Regions from separate parts of the Homo sapiens genome. Here region 1 is linked to region 2. Evidence: read pairs that join two places in POLR2A ChIA-PET (ENCODE). Cell type or tissue: Panc1. All regions are shown on one strand. Each heading gives the region's core, and the rest is flanking DNA. Links, peaks and the distances in the headings are about the cores only.

What was found. Peaks named below come from ENCODE experiments on the same cell type or tissue, not always from the same donor. Only the 100,000 strongest peaks of a DNase experiment are listed, where the experiment ranks them.
Region 1: POLR2A ChIA-PET joins it to region 2 with 5 read pairs; 2 of 35 experiments call an interaction of 5 or more read pairs at or near these places.

What each region holds. Positions count from the first base shown.
Region 1 is chr14:101,511,766-101,514,673 of GRCh38, forward strand. No RefSeq gene overlaps it. Among named protein-coding and RNA genes, the nearest start is that of LINC03117, 37 kb to the left of the region's middle. In Panc1, for the core only: no CTCF peak of the experiment used is centred there; no DNase peak of the experiment used is centred there.
Region 2 is chr14:101,565,476-101,568,383 of GRCh38, forward strand. LOC105370675 (a long non-coding RNA gene) reads right to left here and starts at 2,369. Exons shown (of 3, transcript XR_944225.3): 1 at 2,074-2,369; 2 at 1,866-1,939; 3 at 1,313-1,375. In Panc1, for the core only: no CTCF peak of the experiment used is centred there; no DNase peak of the experiment used is centred there.

The DNA.
Region 1 (2,908 bases), core at 147-2,646, 54 kb before region 2:
GCTCTCAGGCCTCTGGGACTGAGTTGGCTGAAGAAAGCTGCACATGGCCATGCCTTCTCGGGGGGCAGCCCACATCCAGTGACTGGTCAGTGTGACAGCATAAAGGCCACCCCCTTCGGCCATACTTAGAACCATTCTGAAGGGCTGTCCCAGCTCCCGAGACCCCCATGGGGTTGCGGAGGCCTTGGTGAGACTTCATTGCAGCTCAGCCTCCCCCTCTGCAACATCTGCTTCCTTCCTTTCCTTCCTGGCCCAGAAAAGCCACTGCCAGCCCCTCACAGACCCGTCGGGTAAGACGGCACCAGCCTCATGGTTCTCATCACCCCCCACCCCGGCCCAGGTCCACCCCATGCCCCACAACCCCCTAGCGGCTGGATTTTCTCCCCCTGACTCACTGAGGTGTAAAGTGAACTGCCTGAGCCGAGCTGGGCAGCTCCTTGGCCAATTTCAGTGGCGTGTGCTGCATAAACATTCCCGCCACTAATGAAGGCCTCTGAAGAGGCCTGCTCCCGGGGGACCCCCGGCTTCCTGCTCCTCGGGTGTGGTGTGGGAACAGGAACATCTCTCGGGCGTCCTCATTGGGGGGCAGCTGGAGTCCACGGCAGCGGAGCAGGCCGTGGCTGAGCAGGCCAGGCAGTGGGGGCAGGCCAGGAGGAGAGCCATCCCAGGCCTCAGGAGTGCCAAGCCCACCGCATCCGCTCAGCCTGGCCACGCTGAGCAGCTGCCGTCCACCAGGCCCTGCGATGGGTGCAGGAGTTACAGGTGAGGAAGCCCAGGCTCAGGCCAGGGACCACCCAAGGTTACAGAGTGGGGAAATAAAGGACCTGAGACTGGAACCCGGGCCTGGCTGCTGATGGTGTTCCCTCCCCTGCAGCTCAGTGTGGCCGACAGGCCCCAGGTGGAGGACGGGACCTTCTCCACACACCTTCCCGATGCCCAGGGAAACCTGGTCTTAGGCGTCTGGGGCACTGCTAGCTGTGTGTGTGCCAGCATGTGTGATGCTGGTAATGCAGATCCCACACCTGGGGGTCCTGCCTGGATTATCCTTCCAAGCCCATCTGGGATACTGGAGTCCCTGCCTCCAGGAAGAAGCACGAGAGTCCACGAGCTTTAAAGGAAGCAAGGGATGCTCACCTCTGCCCACAGCTGTTGCTCTGCTGGTAAAAGGCTGTGACCTGAGTTTCCGTCCTCTGCCTTGGTCACCCCACAGGGCAGATGGTGTTGGGACCTCAGCTGTGCCATACTCCTCCTGGGTGATTGCAAGTAAGGGACTCTGCCTCTGTGGGGCTCAGTTCTCACCCAGGAGAGCCACCAGGGCTGCAAGGCACTCAGGTACCTACAAACACCTGCTGGTCAGGCGTTTGCACGTTAGACTCCTCATCTCTTAGACGGCCCCCATGTGGCCCGAATCTTCTTCCAAACTGCGCCACCTTTGCTGAGAGTTGGATGGGATGCACCTGGGAAGGCATCTGGATTCATCACATGGAGCAGGGGACCCTTTCAATCAGAGACCACTTCCAGAAAGGTGCGGAAGCAGCCACTGAGTGCTCTCCCGCTACCCGCCCCCGTGGGAATCTGGCTTTAAGCCTGGATCACAGTGAGGAGGGCCTTTGATCTTGTCTGGGGCCAGAATGGACTAGAACGTCCACATGCAGGGGACCCACAGCAACCCTGCAGGATGCGCCTCTCCCGGGATCTCATTCTCCCCAGTGAAAGCCTCTGAGGTGCTTGGGGCCTCAGAATGCAAGAGGGGCCTGGGAAGTTGGAGGGGATTAGGATTTGGGGCCTTGAATACCAGTCTGTGGAGTCTGCGCTTCTCATCGCCACCCCACCCTGGGTCAGCCTGCAGGAGCAGGCACCACAACGCCAGCCCTGCAAAGAGAGCACCCACTGAGCTGTAGGCCGTGTGGGGCCCCCAAACCCAGTCCCAGAGGTGAAGGACAAAGTAAGGTGAGGTCAAGCATGTCCCATGCTGCTGCTGTCTCCCTAGAGGGCCACCTATCGCCCTGAGATGGGCTCCAACCCTTTTTGCATCCAAATACTGTTCCTTTGTGGAGTGACGGTACCAGTCAAGGGTAGCTGGCATTTTGTTTTTGTTTTCAATGCTCTTAACTTGGCAAAATACGAACTTGGCACCCTACGACAGGAACTAAAGTTGATTTTTGAAATTTTAATTGTTTGCGAAATCCACGGGCCTGGGACTTCGTCTGAATCATCTCATTTTGTTCCTACAACAGAACCCACAGGATGGGGCACAGGGTGCCCACATTGCAAGTGAGGAGATGATGGGAGGGAAGGGCCTGCCAAGGTCTCACACCATGGGGGACGGGGGTGCGGCTGGAGCTCCCCTCCCTCCCTGACTCGGCCCCACCCCACTGCTCCCTCCTGTCCTAGGACCAGCCCCCACCCTCCTCAGATGGAGGCCTCTCTGGTCCCATGCGGCCAGCAGCAGATGGAAGGACAGACATCCTGGCATTGGCCTCCAATGTGGATCAGCCTGCCCTGACTGAGGGCTCCCCTGCACCTCCCTTAGCATGTGGCTGCCACAGTGAGACCCTCAGCCCCATTCCTGTCTCCCCTGGCAGGTTGGAAAGCCAGCCCCCAGAACAGGCACTGCGCAGACTCAGCGCTCCTGGCCCTGCCAGCCCACGGGCCCCCTCCATGTCCAGGCTCCAGCCCACAGACACGGAGGCTTGGCCTGGGGTAGTGAGCCCTGGGTCCTGGGCTGCCCTACCTGGGCTATAGGCAGCCCCACTAACCTGAAATGGCCTGGACAGACTAAAGGGTCTAACTGCAGTTACTCAATGAGAATGAGGACAAGTTGTTTGCTGTGGCTATGTGCCAAGGGCTCCAACTGAGGTCTTGCCTCTCCTCGAGAGACATCTGGGAAGGGAGAAAGCGTGTCTGC
Region 2 (2,908 bases), core at 229-2,728:
GCGTGTGGAGCCCCCTCACTCCACACTTGTCTCTCTGTGTCCCTCTCCCTCACACTTGCAAATACATATTTTGAAAACAAGGGCAGGGTGGTGTTATACTTTTGTAGCCTGCCAGTAACTTCTTAATCCCAGGGCGCCCCTTCTTTCCTGCACCCTTCTTTCCGTGTCCATAAATAAGTCTTGAATAGCCGCGCATCGCACTCAATTGGATGACCAGCAGGGGTCCATGTGTGGGCATCCCAGATGTTAGGGATGTTTCATTATTACAAACAAAGTCGGGGTCAGCAGCCTATGAGCGCAGCTCTGTACCCGGTTACCCCAGCTAGTAACGTGTCTTAAAGTGAAGCAGCTCCGACGAGAAGTATGTACACCTTTAAAGAGATCTGTTTTGCCGCATTTTGCTGAGCTGCCTTCAGGAAGCCTGTTTGACTTTTATTGTTTTGTATTTTCCCATTGCTCCCTCTCTCTCCCTTTATTTTTAAGTGAAAAATTACAAAGACAATAGTTGAATCCATCCTCCATATTAAATTTTAAAAACAGAAGAACACAGAGCAGAAAATGCAAACCCTCCCTCAGAGCAGGAGCTTTCAAACTATAAATCAGGGCCCAGCAGCGGGGCATGAAATCAATTTATCAGATCAAGTCAATAATCTGTCAATAATTGGAATCAAGTCAATAATCAAGTCAATAATTGGAAGAATGAAATAAAATAAACACAGTAAGAATAGCAGCGTACATTTCACCTAGGGTAGCTGGAGTTTCTGCAACTTTGGCTTCAGTTATACCTATCACGTGTGAGTGAGTGTGTGTGCATATGTGTATGTGGGAGTGTATGTGTGAGCATGTGTATGTGTGTGTACCAGGTGGTTGAAATGAAGCGTATTTCTCCTGAGGGATCAAAAATGTTTGCAAGCCACCACCTGATCATCCCCATTCCTCCCTCAACCAGGACAGCCCCTGGTGACTGTTGGGTGCGTTTCTCTCCAGATTCTATTTCACATATTGACCATCCAATATGTAATATTCTCAGATGAGAACAAGCACATTCTCAAACATATTTTCCCTAATTGCAATCATGCCACATAGTGTTTGATGACACCACCACCCCCCCACCCACACACACACACATACGTACTCTGTTCTCATGCCGTTCCTACCCTGGCCCCCTCACCTGTCAATCCATCTAATCTGAGCAGGTCTGCACCTGTAGGTTGATTTGTGCCTGGCACCATCTGGATGGCTGAGGCCCCTTGAGGAATGCTGGGATCAGTGGGGAACAGAGTGAGGAGACAGCCATTGCTGGTGTCGCAGTTGCCATCACCCTCACAATTAGTATCTTTTCAAGGTCCAGTGTGGCCTTAGCAGATGGTTTAGCCTTGAGCAAGGAGAGAGAGGAGGGGCATTAAAAGAGTTCATAGAAAGGGTCTTATTTGCCCCTCGAAGGCACAGGTGGCTCCCCAGGACGGCATAGATAGAAGGAAGGGCATCCCTGGCAGAGGGCACTGCCAGTGCAAAGCCCTGGAGGCCTGAAGGTGTATGTCATGTTCAGAAAGCAAGGAGTCCTCAGTGCGGCTACAAAGCAGGAGGGTGACAAGGGCAATGAAGAAGGGGAGAGGCAGAAAGGGGCCCAGCCAGCTTGAGAAGAGCTTTAGGCACCAGCTTGCAACTCTGCTGAGCCTTTGGGGACAGAAGCCTCTGACAGTAAGGTGGGGCAGGCAGTCAGATGGGGAGGAGCCATGGGAGGCCTGAGGATGGGGCTGGGGGCACATCCATCTACCCACCCCGATGGGGGTGGGCAGGTGCACTTTCAGGGCTCAGGCTGGCATCTCCACCTTCCATCCAGCAACTCTCCTCTAGGAACTTACCTGGAGGGAATAACCAAACTGGTGAGCAAAGGGGTGAAGAGGTACCAGGAGGTCCATGGCCCCCTCTGATCCACCTGCAGGGGAGCAAGAAGAGCAGGGAGTGACATTGGGGCACTTGCTCCGGGGGCCAGGGGCCAGGCAAGTGAATTATCAGGACGACCTGATTTGGTCATCCTAACACTCCTCTTACATGAATATGACCACTCACCCCATTTCATCGACGAAGACACTGAGGCTCAGCATGTTTGGAGTGAGCTGGGCAAGGCATCATGGTCTGACCTGTGTTCCTCCAAAGACTTTGTTCCCCAAAAGTCTTTGTTCCCCCAAAAGACATGTTGAAGTCCGCATTTTTGAGGAAATGCGGGTTGTTTGGAGATAGGGCCTGGAAAGAGGTGAGTACATTGAAATGAGGTCATTAGGGTGGGCCCTGATCCAATATGACTAGTGTCCCTAAAGAAGAGATCAGGATACAGACACACAAAGGAAAGACCATATAAGGACACAGTAAGAAGGTGGCCATCTACAAGCCAAGACAGACCTCAATAGAAACCATCCTGGCTGACATCTCGGTCTTGGATTTCCAGCCTCCAGAACTGTAAGAAAATTAATTTCTTTTGTTCAAGCCGCCCATCTGCGGTATGTTGCTATAGCATGCCCCAGCAAACCAATACGCAAGGTCATGTACTACAAAGTGTTTTTGACCATAGGCCCGTCTGACCCCAGTGTCTGGGGGTTTCACTTCAGGCTCCCCAGCATCCCTTGCAGAGGCTAAAACAACTCAGGACACTGAGATTTTGCAGTCTAGAGTGACAGGAAAACTCAGCTTATAGGACAACAGGCCTGAACCGGGGCAGTGAGTGTGTGCTCTTTTATAAATATCTGCAGAGACGCTCACACACATACAGCTCTAGAAAAATCTACCCCGAGGTATTCGCAGTAGTTGTCTTTGTGTGGGTGGGATTATGAGTGTTTTCTTACTTTCTTCTTGTTGCTTCTCTGTAGCCTGTGATTTTTCTGTAGTGAATGTGTATTCCTCTTATGGC